Regions from separate parts of the Mus musculus genome. Here region 2 is linked to region 1. A link is a contact called in ENCODE Hi-C or POLR2A ChIA-PET data. All regions are on one chromosome and are shown on one strand. Each heading gives the region's core, a stretch centred on a gene start or an enhancer-like site at or near the end of the contact. The rest is flanking DNA. Distances are from core to core; before and after follow the strand shown.

What was found. A loop is a pair of places that touch in the nucleus more often than their neighbours do. ChIA-PET counts read pairs that join two places held with the same protein, here RNA polymerase II (POLR2A).
Region 2: a loop to region 1 is called in a map of gastrocnemius, with 4 times the contacts of the local background. The contact joins the promoter of Tmem201 here to the promoter of Ctnnbip1 in region 1. A Hi-C loop is called at or near these places in 1 of 37 maps with a recorded cell type or tissue (gastrocnemius). POLR2A ChIA-PET finds 5 or more read pairs at or near these places in 1 of 5 experiments (embryonic stem cell).

Annotation. Positions count from the first base shown.
Region 1 is chr4:149,514,172-149,522,029 of GRCm38, reverse strand. Ctnnbip1 (catenin beta interacting protein 1) reads right to left here and starts at 3,789. Exons shown (of 5, transcript NM_023465.4): 1 at 3,651-3,789. It overlaps Gm24381 (a small nuclear RNA gene), which reads left to right and starts at 4,748; the gene lies at 4,748-4,851.
Region 2 is chr4:149,734,906-149,742,763 of GRCm38, reverse strand. It overlaps Tmem201 (transmembrane protein 201), which reads left to right and starts at 4,696. Exons shown (of 11, transcript NM_001284270.1): 1 at 4,696-4,929. The coding sequence starts at 4,817.

The DNA of each region.
Region 1 (7,858 bases), core at 2,540-5,039:
ATATGAAGGGTTACATGTGTGCACACAGGCATGTGTAGCCCAAAGCTAATATCTGGAACTATCTTTGATTGTTCTTCTACCTCCCTCATTGAGTCAGGGTCTCTCAATCAAGCTCAGAGCCTCCTCATGGCTTTTGCTAGCCAGCTTACCCTAGGGTCTCCTGTCTGTCTTCTGAGTCTGGAATTACTATCAGGCCGGCACACCCACCCAACATTTATTTGGGTTCTGGGGATCTGAACTACAGGCCTTACTGTTGTTGCCTGGCAAACACTTTACCCCCTGAGCCATTTTCCCAGCCCTAACCTTTTAAAAAGTGAGATAATAGCTAGCAGTTCAGTGAAGCACTTACTAAGTGCAAGGCGCCATTCCGAGCACTGAATAGGTATTACTTAATTTAATCCATTCAACAACTCTGAGGGAAATGGGAAAGCTTAGACAGGGACTGGCTAAGGACTTTCTGACGCTCACGTAGCCTATGGTGGCAGAACCGAGATCCAAGCCCAGAGTTTGGGATAAAGTCCATGCTCTAATTAAGAGCAACACTTCATATTTGCTGAGTGTTAAATAACCACACGGTCAGCACGCTCGGCAGCTGTTCTCTGGGGGCAGGGCTGGACAGAGAACAGCTCCATCTAAGAAGAGCTGCCCTGTCCGGTGAGCACAGTCACTGACGACCTGCTGAGTTTCTGCCGGATCACTCTAAGAAAGGGGTCTACAAGGAGGCACAGTCTGACGAAAAAAGACTCTCAGAGGTAGGACTGCCAGCCAGCCAACCTTTACACTTTGCGCAGGTCACTGACCTCAAACACCGCCAAAGACACAAGATGACTTCAGTGGAGACCCTGGCCTCAGACAGCTCAGACACACGCATATACACAGAGCTGACATAGAGATCATGACAGGCACTGAAGCAAAGGAACAACCTGCTAGGGGACTTCAAAGGAGTTAGCCAGCCCTAAGTCCTCACTGCCCACACAGGTGACCTCCAAAGGCCTCTCTGTTAGCACAGAATTAGAGCAGCAGAGAACCAAGTTTAATTCCATTTAATAGCTCAAGTTCATGGCCCACTCAGGTGTTCTCCAGCCTACAAGCAAAGCACTCTAACTGTCTTATTTTCCTCCTCTTCTCCCCTCATCCTTTAAATTTTTATTTTTTTATGACAGCGTCTCTCTATGTAGCTCCTGGCTGGTCTGGACTCACTATGTAGACCAGGCTGAACTCCCAGACCTTGAACTCTCAGAAATCTGCCTGTGTCTGCCTCCCAAATGCTGGGATTAAGTGGATGAGTGTATTTACCCCAGTTTCTTAACCTTGAGGGTACTGGACACCAAACCCGGAGCCTCACACATTTTCTCTAACTGCGCTACATTCTTAGCCCCTTCAGCTTCTTCCTGCAACAACACACAACAGAGGCAGGGCACTAATGCTTCCATGTAAATGATGCATCCAGGCTTGGAAACGGAGCCCAGTGTGTCCTCTCTCCTCCACCTCTAACTGATTTACAAACCCACAAGCTCTCCTCCATCAGAGGGGCTGGCCTGTTCTGTGAGTACATTGCTGTAACATGGGGACTGTTTCCAGTTAAGCCATGAAACCCACCAGACTGAAAACTCACAGCCAGGAGTCTCATCTCATCTGTGTCAGAGTCCAACACAGTACCTGATTCACAACAGACCCTGAACAAGACTCCCTAAGCTCAACCTGAGCGGAAGTCAGATGGAGACGCTCTGTACAGCAGACTTTCAGAGGCTGTTCCTCAGAGTGTTACTTCCCAGTTTCCTGCATCCAGTAATGGGGACACACTGATTCTACTTCCTTCCTTCTATTACCATCTCTAGTTGGGCAAGCTCAGCGGTCAGTCGACAAGCACCTTTGCCTCCACCTCCAACGCCCCCTCCCCCACAACCCTGTCTCTTCATGGCTGACAGAACAATCATTTGTTCACTTATATTATTTTTCTTTTTTGAGACTGGATTTCTCTATGTCACTTAGGCTGTCCTAGAACTTGTTCTGTAGACCGGGCTGGCCTCGAACTCACAGAGATCTGCCTGCTTCTGCCTCCCGAGTGCTGGGATTAAAGGCACGTGCCACTACCTTCCTGCTCAGAACAATCTTTTAAAACCTAGACCATGTGTTAATTAGTATCTTTCTGTTCAATTCACTCTAATGGCTTCTAACTCTTTTGGATAATGTATCATACCCTACACAATATATTCTTCTCACCTAGACTCTTCCTTCCTTTCCCCTTTTCGAGAGGGTCAGGATGACCTCTTGTTCCATAGATTCCTAGTGTTCTGGCCCCTTCATAGCACCTAATGGTTTCAGCCACTTATTTCTTTACTCAGTTATTATCTGTGCTCTTTCCTTCCTTGGTTGCCATCTCCCAGAAGGCAAGGACTGTTTAAGCCCCAGAGCATGGAAGGCATGAATGGATCTCCATCTCACAGAGGTAACTTCTGTCTGTCCTCATGGACCACACTGGCTCTACCAGGAAGCCATGAGTGACACACTGGCACTGAACAGTTGGCACCTTTATTTGTGATTCAAAGTCCTGCTTTGAATCCAAGGAAGTGCTGGCGTCTCCAGACACCTTCATGGCAGCAGAGATCAGTTATCACAGGGTTTCCAGCCAGGAACAAGAGCCTGGTGGTGGTAGGAGCGAGCCAGAAGCCAAGAAGCCAGAAGCCACTTGAGAACTAAATCTCAAGACAAACTGACTTGCCTCCAGATCCCACAGCAACATACTCTGTGCCTCAGTTTACCCAGCAGTTATCTAGGCACACTTCCTTTGGATCTGTAAGTGACAGGAGACAGAATAATTAACAGCTAGAGCATAGTTAGATCCTCAGATAGAAAGTGCTGCAAGCCGCACGTCTCATTATTCATAAAACTCTTGATCCCCTTGGGCCTTCCCATGAGCTAACCGGCAGAGTTACTCCTAAGTCAAGTTCCATACACAGAAGCATGCAAAGGCTGCAGGGCCTCTGCAGGTAAAGTGTCCAGAGCTCCAGGCTCACGGAAAAGGGAAGTGCAACCTTGATAGGGGTGGCAAAAAGGAGGGGATACATGCAATTTGGAGGTCCGAGTGGTTAATCTGCAGGCTCACGTTCCCAAGTGCCCTGCGAAGGTGAGACATGTGTCTCTCACATGTACCTTCCAAAAACACCAAGGAGAGGTGGAATCAGGGGAGCGGACGGTGCATTTAAACTAGAAAGGGAGGAAGGGCAGCTGGGCGGACAGACAGACCTTGGCAGCATCTAGGAAGGGAAACATGGAGAGTCAGGATGCTGGGAAAGAGGTGCGGTAAGGTGAGGAAGAGACAGGGCAATGGGACCAGGAGGGTGGACAGACGATGACAAGCACGCGGGCCCAGAGGGGTGAGCAACTGGGACACCTGTGGAGGAGACCCCCAAGAGAAAGGGAGGAAGGCAGCAGGGTGGTCTGCGGCGGGAGGTAGCAGCGCCGGGTGTGGTGGGGACGACGGGTCCAGGCCCAGGGCGCCGCGCCAGCGGAGCCGGCCCGGTGGGTCTCTGCGGGGTCGAAGGTGCCTTCCGCGGCCCCTCCCCGGGAGACAAAGGGCCGGCGGCTCCCCCGCGTCCCGGCGCAGCGCCGGCCCCCATGCTGCGGTCGCGGCCCGGCCTCGCGCTTACCTGGGCCGCCCGAACGCGCGGCGCCGGGGGCTGCGGGTCCGGAGCGCGGCGGCCTGTTCCGGGGCGCGCTCAGCCGGAGAAGCAGCCGCGGCGGCGGCAGCAGCACCAGGAGCGGCCGCCTCAGCCTCCGCCTCTCCGTGAGTCACCGCGGCCGGGAGGGAGGGAGGCGCCAGGCTGCCGGAGGAGGGACCGGCGGAGGGGGGCGGCATCAGGCTCCGCGCGCGCGGCGGAGGCGCGGCGCCGACCACGCCCCAGAGGGAGGTACCCTGAGGGGCGGGGCCTGAAGGGGTGGAGCCCCTAGAGCGGGAAAGGAACAGGCATTGGTTAACACACCTTTGGGGCGGGCTGCTTGCTGGAGGGCGGAACCCTGAGCCTCAACACGAGAAGGACAACTCATTGGTCATCTCTGGTTGAGGGCGGGACCAGAGGCTCGTGGGCGGGGTCTCGCGGTGGGTGGGTAGGGGCTCTGTCTGTACTGAGAACCCAGGGGAGGAGCAGGCGAGGCTAGAGTGAGGGGTCATATAGGGTAGAATTTTCACTGAGGCCACTTGACCCAGAACCCCAGAAAGAATGAAATGGAAGAGGTTGCAGACTATTTAGTGGCGTGGGCGTGGTATCTTGGAACAGTTAGGTCTGCTCTTGAATTTGGGGCCTAGCCTGGGGTCTGTGAAATCCAGAGTGCCCAGGGCCTCTGTGATTAAAATCTTTCTACCGGCAGTCTTGCTGTATCTGGAGAGGTTGAAAGGGGAAAATTGTTCATTTTCGGCAAATTGCTTTTAGTTTAAAGGCACATGAATGCTTAAGAGTGGTATCATTTCCAATTTATTTTTGAAAAATTTATGTGTGTGCCTCCATGTTTGTATGTGTGCCACATGTATGTCTAATGCCTTGGCATGGATTCCCTGAAACGAATTACAGACAGTTGCGAGCAACCATGTGGGGCTGGGAACTGAACTCTGGTCCTCTACAGAAGCAGCAAGAGCTCTTAGCTGAGTATACTCTCTGCTAGTGTCCATGGGCACCTACCCATGGTATACATACAACAGGCATCCACACATAAAAATCAATTGAATAAATAAATTTAAAAACTAAAAATGGTACTCATTCCGGTAGCATACATACTAAAATTGAAACAATACAGAGATCAGCATGGGCCTGGCACAAGGATGACACACAGATCTGTGAAGCATTCCATAGTAAAAATAGAATTTTAAATGACAAAAACTAAAACCTTAAAAATACAGTAAACTGTGTTTGTTTTTTTTTTTGTTTGTTTTTGTTTTTTTGTTTGTTTGTTTGTTTTTTTCAAGACAGGGTTTCTCTGTGTAGCTCTGGCTGTCCTGGAACTCACTCTGTAGACCAGGCTGGCCTCGAACTCAGAAATCTGCCTGGCTCTGCCTCCCAAGTGCTGGGATTAAAGGCGTGCGCCATCATACCCAGCTTGTAAACTCTTGTGTGTTGTTGTTATATGACTATGCCTGGGGAGAGCAAACATCTACTCACCTCAGACAGGGAGCCAACTGCAGACCAAAACTCTACCAAAATCCAACTTGGTAAACCTATGAATTTTATTGGTGTGACTTATAGGAGTATGGGTGAAGTTACAAGAACAGAAATGACTCAAAGACGATTGTGTCACCAAAGTCCACCCTAGCATGAGTGACAAAAGCTGGGAACCTGAAACACACTGCACAGTCCATAGGTAGCACAGCAGGTTGGAAAATGTCCTTGCCCTGTAGCTTGGTTGGTCCATGCCTCTTCTAGGTAGTTCAGTCGGCTTTATTGCTTGGAAAGGAAGGGGGCTAGTGAATCTGGTCAATTTCAGGAACTTCCTGAAGCCACTGAATTGTTTACCTCCTGAGTTTAGTAAGTTTAGCTATAGGATGGAATGTTTTATCTTCCTTAAAAAAATACAGTCCCTTTGTCTTCCCTTTAACATCTGTGTTTAAAGGACCTTCCTTCAAAGACAGAAGGTTTTCATCTTGGAGGGAACTGCTACACAACAGTTAAATGTGTGCATGTTGTTTGTATGTGTACATCTGTGTGGAGGTCAAAAGTCAAAGTCTAGTATCTTCTGGTTTTCTTTTTGCCTTATTCTATTTTTTTGGTTTTTTTTTTGTTTTTGTTTGTTTGTGTTTGTTTTTTTGAGTAAGTTAGTTTCTCTCATTAGTCCTGAAGCTGAGGAACACTTCCTGGGTTTTTTTATTTCCTTTAATGACTTATTTATCTTTATTTCATATGTATTGGTGTCTTGCCTTCATGTGTGAGGGTGTTGGACCCCCTGGAACTGGAGTTACAGACAGTTGTGAGCTGCCACATGGGTGCTGGGAACTGGTCCTCTGGAAGAGCAGCTGGTGTTCTTAACCACTGAGCCAGCTCGCCAGCCTCTTGATGAGTTCTCTCATCAAGCAGCAGCCTGCATAGCAAGCACCTTGTGACACTTTGCTAGCCACAAGGCAGAAAGCCGCTGCCTTGGTTTCACTTTGATGTGACTGTGTGCAGCATCCCTAGTGTGTGGTGTCTTCAGCAAGGCAGCAGGTAGGTGATCAAGAGCAGTACCACGCAATGGCGCCTCCATTGTTTTGAAGCCTCCGTGGCTCCCTGGCCACCAGTTCACAGAGAGAGGCTCACACCTCCACTGAAGACTTACAGCTTCTGGAAGCAGCATTATCCATCCACACAGAGTACCTCCATTCAAACATGTTAAAAATATTCTTTTAATTAATTAAGAGTAGACCAGCGAGACTGGCAAGCCCCAGGGCTCTGCCTACTCAGCTCTTTGATTACAAGCTTTTATGTGGGTGCTGAGGATTCAACTACCAACCACCCCGCCTCTCGCCATAGACATTTTAAAACATTACCCTTATATCTGAAATGCTCAGATTGTTCCTTTTTTTTTTTTCCGGTTTTTTCGAGACAGGGTTTCTCTGTATAACCCTGGCTGCCCTGGAACTCACTATGTAGGCCAGGCCTCACAGTCACATCAAAGTGAAATCTGCCTGCCTCTGCCTCCCAAGTGCTGGGATTAAAGACCTGCGCCACCACTGCCGGGCTGCTCAGTACTCTTGATTCCACAAACTGCACCTTAGTCATACCTGAGTGACATGGTGGTGAGCTGCCATGAGGATTATGAATCCTCGAAGGCCTTGCATATGCCTTACTCATGACTGGATCTCCAACAGTGTCCCGAAGGCACTGTGCCTGGAGCAAAGGCTCAAATATTTGCCAGGACTACAGCTTCCCAGTGGGGCCTTCAGGTTTCCCAGCGAACACACAGATGCAGAAGCACACGATCACAGTGTTTTTCTAGAAATACTCATGTTTACGCAAATCAATAAAAACTGTTGGTGTTGCTTGCTAGTCGAGATGGAAGAGTGTGGATTATGTTCTCATAAAGATGCTTAAGGACCGAGCGGGAAGGAAATGCAGAAGACTACATGTGCTGGAGAGAAAGAATGGCTACTTCTGAGTTTTCCCAAGTTTTCATATGTATTTTTTAGTTTTAATTATTTGGTTTTATGTGTCTGAGTGTTGGCCTGACTGTGTGTCTGAGTGTTGGCCTGACTGTGTGTCTGAGTGTTGGCCTGACTGTGTGTCTGAGTGTTGGCCTGACTGTGTGTCTGAGTGTTGGCCTGACTGTGTGTCTAATCACCATGTGCATGTGGTGCCCTCAGATCTCAAAAGAGGGCACTGGGCCCCTTGGAACTGAAACTACAAATGACTGCCATGTGGGTGCTGGGAACCCAACCCTGATCCTCTGCAAGAACAGCCAGTGCTCCTAACCACGAGCCATCTCTCTATGTGTTTAGGGTTCAAAATTACAGTAAATTTATCAACACAAGTCAGCCTCGGAGTGACCCCAGGAGTTCAGAGTTGGGCAATGGGCATTTCTAGGCAGCAGAATTACTTTAGGTTATCTCTGGCTCCACCCTATGCCTAGGAAGTAAGGGACATTTGTCAGTTCTGACAGTCTCTCTTGAGGAGCAGGAAGGACACAAGCCCAGTGCCAGGATGGGCACCGCCATTACATAGCTCAAAACAAACTCCGAAGCAGAACAAGAATGCTAGACTCTGACAGTGATGGTTAATATTAACTGTCAATATGACAGGGCCTAAACTCACCCTGGAGACACATCTGTGGGCATGTCTACACGCTATTAACTAGATGAGGTGAATTAAATGTGGGCAGCATTACCCCACGGGTTGCA
Region 2 (7,858 bases), core at 3,447-5,946, 220 kb before region 1:
AACCTGATTAATTTATCTATCATAATGTTTAAAAATTAGGTTACTTAATTTCTTTTGGTTTTTCTCTCTGTTTTTTACTTTATGTTTGCTCAAGAGTATGTCTTTTTTTTTTTTTTTTTTTTTTTTTTTTTTTGGTTTTTCAAGACAGGGTTTCTCTGTGTAGCCCTGGCTGTCCTGGAACTCACTCTCGAACTCAGAAATCCGCCTGCCTCTGCCTCCCAAGTGCTAGGATTAAAGGCGTGCGCCACCACTGCCTGGCTCCTGGTGTGCCCTGGAGTTTAGGAGAGGGTGTGGGTTCTCCTGGGAATCAAACTCTGGTCCTCTGCAAGAATAAGTGCCCTTGAGACAAGATGTAGTCTAGGCTGGCCTCAAAGTCCTTATGGAGCCGAGGGTGACATTGGTCTGGTCCTCTTGATTCAGCCTTCCCCAGCTGCTGGGGTTGCAGGTGTGCGCGACCACACTTGGCTAGACTGCTTTGTTTTCATTTGCGGTTTTGGATAAATACATACGGTTTTATTTTTGGTTTTTTTTTTTTTTTTGCTCTGTTTTTATTTGAATATTTATAATTACTTCTACTCTCAGACATTATGCAAAGCTGATATGGAACCTAGGGCCTTCTGCGCGAATACGAGTTCAGCTGCATTACCGCTCTCTTCCCCTTTAAAGTGTCAACGCAGACGCCACACCAGTATTGGTTACATCTGGGAACGTCTTGGGCTTCCCACCTGCACTGGCTAGCTCCTATGCCTATTCCCCTCCCCGTGACCTCCCTGATCAAAAGAAGAAGAAAGGGGAAAAGAAAAAAGTCCATTTCATGTTATCCATATACTCAGGGGAGCGTGGTCACATTGTTCGTTGCCGGCTCCCGAGGCAAGGCTGAGTCTTTCTCCTTCTGCACCCAGGCTAGAAGCCACCAACTCAGGAGAACCTTGCACAGCTGGAGAGGGGTGGGACCAGCTCCCCGCACCCATGGCACCAACAACAATGCTGCCATGCAGGAGGCCAGATGATCCACAGACATCAACACAACCCCTGGCAGAATCAGGACCAGCGACCCACTCAGGACCTAAACATGGCCTTAGGTGGCTGCACGTGCCACCCACGTCCGCATACCCCCACAGCCCTGCAGCAAAGCTGGAGGACATCAGCCGCACAGACTGCCTATATCCACGTGGGTCTCAGGCTTCATTGCAGCCCAGGGCAGCAGCATGGACCACAGATACCAACGTGGCATCACAGACCACCATGGAGGAGGGCCTCCTCTCTGGCCTCTGTCGTTGACTAGAGCCAGGGGAAGCCTGTGTAAACTCCAGGCTGCTGCACAGCCTCACACCAACTTTACTGGGCAACAACATGCTGTCACCGTCGCCATCATGTTTCCAGTTGGGACTCTCTCCACAGCCTATGCACCACTCCGGTTTTTTTTCTATCTTCCCCACATCACATATTTGTTTAACATAGTAGCACCTGCCACCCAGTCACCCACCCCAAGCCACAAGGTTAGGAGTGACCTATGTGTCTTCCCAATAAATACATTTTATATGAGCTACTATAAGTAAATTTTCTGCTTTCCCTACACCAGGGCATTAAGTTAATATTTCCTCATTTCTTCCTCCTCCCTGTCCCCAAGACAGGGTTTCTCTGTGTAGCCCTGGCTGTCCTAGAACTCACTCAGTTCAGTCTCTGCCTCCCAAGTGCTGGGATTAAAGGCATGTGCCAGCACCACCAGGCTCACCAAGGTACTGAAAAAACAGAAAAACTTCAATATCCAGAATGGAAAGGGAGCAGGCTGGAGAGGAAGGGAAGGAGGCTGCTGGATTTGAAGGAGAAAAGATCACTGGAGCTGTGGGGAAAGAAATCCCATCATTCATTCATTCCCAAGTTCAGTTCACGGGGAAAATACATTTTTTTTTGAAACAGGATAGCCTCAAATTTAGAGATTTACCTGCCTCTCCCTCCTGGGTGCTGGTATTGAAGACACGTTTCACCACACCCTTCCCTACAGATTCATTTTTATAACTTTTTTAGATTTATGATTTTATGTGTATGAGTGTTTTGCCTGTTACTTGCATGAATCGAAGCTGGGCCAATCAGAGCAGCAAGGCGTCTCAGTCTGTTACCTCTAAATAGGCCTCATGTGTACATCTATGTGCGCAAGCATACAGTTCTGCCTTTAACAGCCCTCGCTTCATCCAGGCACCCGCCAAGCATGGCCCAAGGGGGCAGGTATTTCCCCATATAAGTAACTCAGGCAGCCTTGTCAGCAGTGAGGCCAACTGTACATGGCCACCTTTCAATGACTCGGCTGGCCTACAGGAATGTGTGTCCCACCCACTGGATGCATGAATTAAGGAGAGCCAGGAAGCCATAAAGCGTGGTGAATGTTCTAACTCAAGGCTGGTAGCTAATGCCTGAGGTGGTCAGTCTAAAAGGTGGAGAGGTTTGCTTTAGCTGAGTGAGTAGTTCTAGTCCATGATTGATTGAGCCATTGTTTGGGGGCCTCTGGAGACACAGCTCATGATATCAGGTATACAGCACAGCAAAGCCATCTAGTGTCCTAGAAGCAGAAATGAGAGACTAAACTCCCACAGTCCCCTGCAAGACAACCCCAGTGACTAACGACTAGGCCTTGCCTCTTAAGTTTTTACCACTTGGGGCTAGAAAAATGGCTCATATGTTAAGAACACTGGCTTTCCTTCTAGAGGATATGGGTTCAAGTTCTGAACCCCACAAGATGACTGAGAACCATCAGCCTCCAGTTCTAGGGCGGACCCAATAACTTCTCTGGCTTCAGTAGGTACCAGGCATCATAAAAGGTGAGATTTTCTGTTTTGGTGGTTTTGTGTTATTTAGTTTTAAAGTTTCTACCTGTGTCACCTTCCAGGAACTTCGCCAGCTGGACACCAAAACCTAAACACATGGGACTTGGATGAGTTCTGAGTCTGAAATCTGGATCTGAAATCATTTTTCCTTCCCTTTGCCTAAGACTTAGAGATGCCAATAGTCATGCGGTGCCTAAGATGGTGTGAGTGATGTTCAGGAAGCTCTTAGACAACAGCTATCTGCTGGAGACCTTTCCTGGAACTCAAGGCATCCGATCCAGAAAGTGAATGATGTGTGGGCGTGGCCATGCATTGTGTGAGCCAGTGCACTCTAGGCACACTCAGAGCTAATAGAAAGCAAAAGGAGGATGGGAAAGGTCTTGTCTCTGATGTACAAGCGACACCTTCCAGGCTTTTACATTGATTCCCTGCACACAACCTGCTCCTTCCTTCCTGACTGGTGACATGTGGACAGGTGAGCTGCCAACAAAAGCGAGAGATTATTACAGTGACCCTCAAGCCATCATTGCCCACAGAGAACTTGATCTTAAAGACACTCATAGGGGCTGATGAGATGGCTCAGCAGGTAAGAACACCCGACTGCTCTTCCTGAAGGTCCTGAGTTCAAATCCCAGCAACCACATGGTGGCTCACAACTATCCGTAATGAGATTTGATGCCCTCTTCTGGAGTGTCTGAAGACAGCTACAGTGTACTTACATATAATAAATAAATAAATCTTTAAAAAAAAAGAGACACTCATAAAATTGTGTGTGTGTGTGTTGGTGGGGTATTCTACAGAAACATAGTATGTAATTAGAGATAAACTTTTTTTAGATTTTTGTTTTTGTTTTGTTTTTGTTTTGTTTTTCAAAACACGGTTTTTCTGTGTATCAGAGTCCTGTCTGTCCTGGAACTTGCTCTGTAGACCAGGGTGGCCTTGAACTTACAGAGATCTGCCTTCCTCTGCCTCCCAAGTACTGAGATTAAAGGTGTGCACCACCATGCCCCATAATTTTTTGACCTTTTTTTTTTTAAAGAAATCAAAGGCTTGTGCCACAACATCTGCCCAACCTGGTATAAATATTTCTTGCTAGAGATGTTTTGTTTTATTTTGTTTTGTTTTAGGACAGGACCTACCTACTAGCCCATGGATTGCCTGATGACCTGGAACTCACTGTGTAGTCCAAGCTGACCTCAAATTTACAAAAATCCGCCTACCTCCACAGGGATTAAAGGCGTGCATCACCAAGCCTCAGTGAGTTTTTCTTGATCCCTAATTTAGCTCACGTAAATGCTGAAGCACGCCTGTAAGTGGCTCTTCCCTCCATCTCACTCCCCGAGGTAATCTATTTGAAGTGCACAGACTTCATCAAACTTGGCAACTATGAAAATCATCTACATTCGACTAAAGAAAAAAAAAAGGATAATCCCTTCAGGACCAATCCCCCCCCACACACACACACACCTTAGCCATTCACTCTAATGGCTGCATTATGTTCCGAAACATGCTATCCTGTGATTATTTAACCTCGTTTCCGTCTTTGGACGTTTGTGTTTGTGCAAGCTAATTTTCAACCACTGTGGCGTCTGAAGCGGCACAGACCGACTTTAGCCCAACGCCAGGAAAGCAGGACTAAGTGGAGAAAGCATTGGCAAGGATTAGCGTTAAGGTAGCAGCACTAGGACCTGCAAATGCATGCGTGCGCAGGCTGCAGGCGCAGGCGGGACTCCTTCCAGCTCTAGAGAGTGGCTTTGCAACTGTGGACGCTGGGGGGCGCGTCCGAGCCAGTGCCGAGGGCTTCCGTAGGCGCCCCGCCCACTCAGGCTCGCCCCGCGCCGCGATTGGCTGCGCGGCGGGAGCGCGCCGAGTCAAGGGGCGGGCTCGCGCCGGCTACAAAGCGGCGAAGGTCACGGCGCGAGCTGGAGCGCGCGGGCCGCTGGGAGTCTCTTTTGCGGCCCGCGCCCCTTGCCCACCGACTCGGCCCGGAAGCCATGGAGGGAGTGAGCGCGCTGCTGGCTAGCTGCCCCACCGCCGGCCTGGCGGGCGGCCTCGGGGTCACGGCGTGCGCTGCCGCCGGCGTGGTGCTCTACCGGATTGCGCGGAGGTGAGTGCGCGCCCCGCTGCACGCGGCCCGGGCCGCCGCCCCGCCCCCGCGAGGCCACGGCGGAGTCCTAGGGGCGGACCAGGCCTGCTCGCGAATGCGGGACGCATTCTCCGCCACCGCCTTTGCCCTCACCCCCTAAAAGCCTCGTCGGGGAGCAGCCGCCGACCGTGGCTGGGGGAGGGGGCTGCTGCTTGCTCCTCCCTTCGAGGCCCGTGCTCCTGGCTGGACTGCCCTGCTGGGCCTCTGCCGCCCATCGGTTAGGAGGATGAGAGCTGGCGCTTGATGGTCTGTATGCGATAGCAATAACATTCCTCGCGTAAGCTTTCCCCCGGAGAAGCCTTGGAGCTGAGTACTTAGAAGGCACGTGTGAGCAGTAGCAGCCTGAGGCAGGAGCCTGCGCTCCACACATTTAAGGAACTTGTCCACTCAGAGGTGTACGCTGTACTCCTTGGACACATGTCACGGATGGGCTTTGGGATCAATACCCTGGCCTGTCATGGCTCAGAGACCACGCAGACCCCAGTACTCCAAGCTTGCCGTGGTCAAACCCCAGAATGGAGTCGTTTCTCCAGCAGCGTGAAGGAATAGCTCACCTGATCACATTTCCCGAGGATAGGAACATACACGCATTCGTGGGAGCCTCTTTGGGACAGCCGGGGATGTGCAGTGCTCGGGACTTGACCCTAGTCGCTGGATGACAAGGAGCTATGGTTTGAACTGGCAATCAGGGTGATAGGTCGCCCTCCTTAACCCTGCATTTCTTCTGCAGGAGAGGGCAGGCAAAAGTTGTTAGAGGTAGGTGAGTCAGCGGCACCTAAGGAGGGGATGGATGTCAGCTGTGTTTGAAAGAGGGGGCCACATCCCGGGGGGCTGAGAGAGTGCCTGACTCTAGATCTCAACCCAAGCTTCCTGTCTTGTTCCCACCCAGTTTTTGGGAGTCAGAGGGACCGCTTAAGATCAGCCAACCCAAAGCAGTCCCTCGTTACCTGGGCCTAGGGGAGCCTGGGCAGTCTGTTCATGTGCCAAGCAGAGCTTGTCCCAAAAGCCAGGCATCTCCTGGCTGCCTCTGCCAGCTCAGGGCATTTGGCCAAAAGAGCAGAGTGGGACTTGTTGTGGCCAGGACTGGCTGCCTGTCACCCTTCCTGTCCTGCCAACGAATGCCTTGCCTCTGCTAGAGACAGGAATCTGAGTTCTTGGTGAGGTGTGTGTGGGACATGTATTTCTTTTTGTTGTTGTTTTTTTTGTTTGTTTGTTTGCTTGCTTGTTTTTTTCGAGACAGGGTTTCTCTGTGTAGCCCTGGCTGTCCTGGAACTCCCTCTGTAGACCAGGCTGGCCTCGAACTCAGAAATCCACCTCCTCTGCCTCCCAAGTGCTGGGATTAAAGGCGTGCACCACCACGCCCGGTGGGACGTGTTATTTCTTTCAGGAGCAGCCAAAAACCCCTTCATGCTTTTTTCATACTGACACCAGACTGTGAAGGTTTGGACCATGTTTGGACTACTGCTGCTGATTGGTCAGAGCACGGGGTCTCGGGTGACTGTCTTTATGAGGTCTGGGTTTCATGTGCAGGTGAATTGGCCTCTCACAGTTCTGAAGCAAGCCTCACTTAGCAAGAGGCTGCAGCTTTCTTTCCCCTTCCCTGGAGGGGAAGCTGTGGCAGGCAGGAATCAGCTGTGGTGAAGAATGGGGGTTGAATATGCCAGAGGAGGGCCTGCAGGAACTTGGTTTTGGAAAGCCTTTAGGGGAGTGGGTGTTTTCAAGCTAATCACAGAGATGGCATAGGGCCAGGCTTTGGGAGCCGTGTGAAGAAAATGTTTCTGCGTTCAGGTCAGCCCTTCCTGAGTTTTAAAACTGGCCAAAGTGGTTGCAGAGAAGTTATCTAGAGCCCAAAGCCAGCCACCCCGCCACCTTACCCATGGAGTTTTCTTGTCCCAGTTACTGTAAGAATGAGAGCAGCTGCCATTCCTGTGCAGGTGACATGCACAGAGCACCTGTCATTCAGGAGCTGCTCCAATGAGGCAGGTGCTGCTATTCTGTCCATTTCGCAGCTGGGAAAACAGAGCCTGGAGGGATGCTCTGCATCACCAGCTGTAGGTGGAGGAGCCCTGTTTCACACCCACACTGCCACACCAGCCAGAGTGGCTGCCCCGGACCTTGGGGTCTGGGGTAGAGGTCCCACATCCCACTCCTGTGCATCCACTACTCTTCATGCTGCCACTCCTGTGTGACAAGATGTCCCTTTGCACACTGCACTTTGGGTTTTAGCACCCATCACTGTCCCACTTTCACAGCCTGTGGCATCTGTGTTTATTGAGATCATAGTTTCTGCGTTTGGAGATGAGGATACATATGTATACCCTCTCTCAGGTGTAGCGCAGAGCCTGTCCCAGCACTCAGAGGCCCTCTGGTGGGTACTCCTTTGTCTAAGCTCACCTCAGCACTCGCTGGTCTGAGCTGCCTGCTCCGTTGAGTGGCCACTTGATGTGTGCATTTTAGTTGGTCCTCTCTTGCCTTCTACCCTGCTGCTGAGGGCACCTGTTTCTGGGTGGCAGCATATGCCCTGCATGTTGGTGGCCAGCCCTAATGGCATCTGTTCCCTGCCACTCCTGTGAATTGTGGTTCTTGTGTCACAGTCAGGCGGTGCATTTTGCTCAGATGTCCTCTCTGAAAGCTTTGCATGGTTCTTGATGGACTGAGTGTGTGTGATGGATGGGCATGTGTCCGTCCAGGGCTGGCTGTGTCCCCTGAGGGGTCAGTTTGGGGGTTCTCTGCTGCTGTGGATAACATTGCTGCTTTGAGATTAAGCTGGAGATGGGATCTCCTTGGTCCAGGCTGTGCAGAGTTGCACTCAGCCCTGCTGCTACCATTGAAGCCCGGGGTGTACTCTTCCTCCTAGATGAGGTCATACTTGGAAGAGCAGAGACGGAGC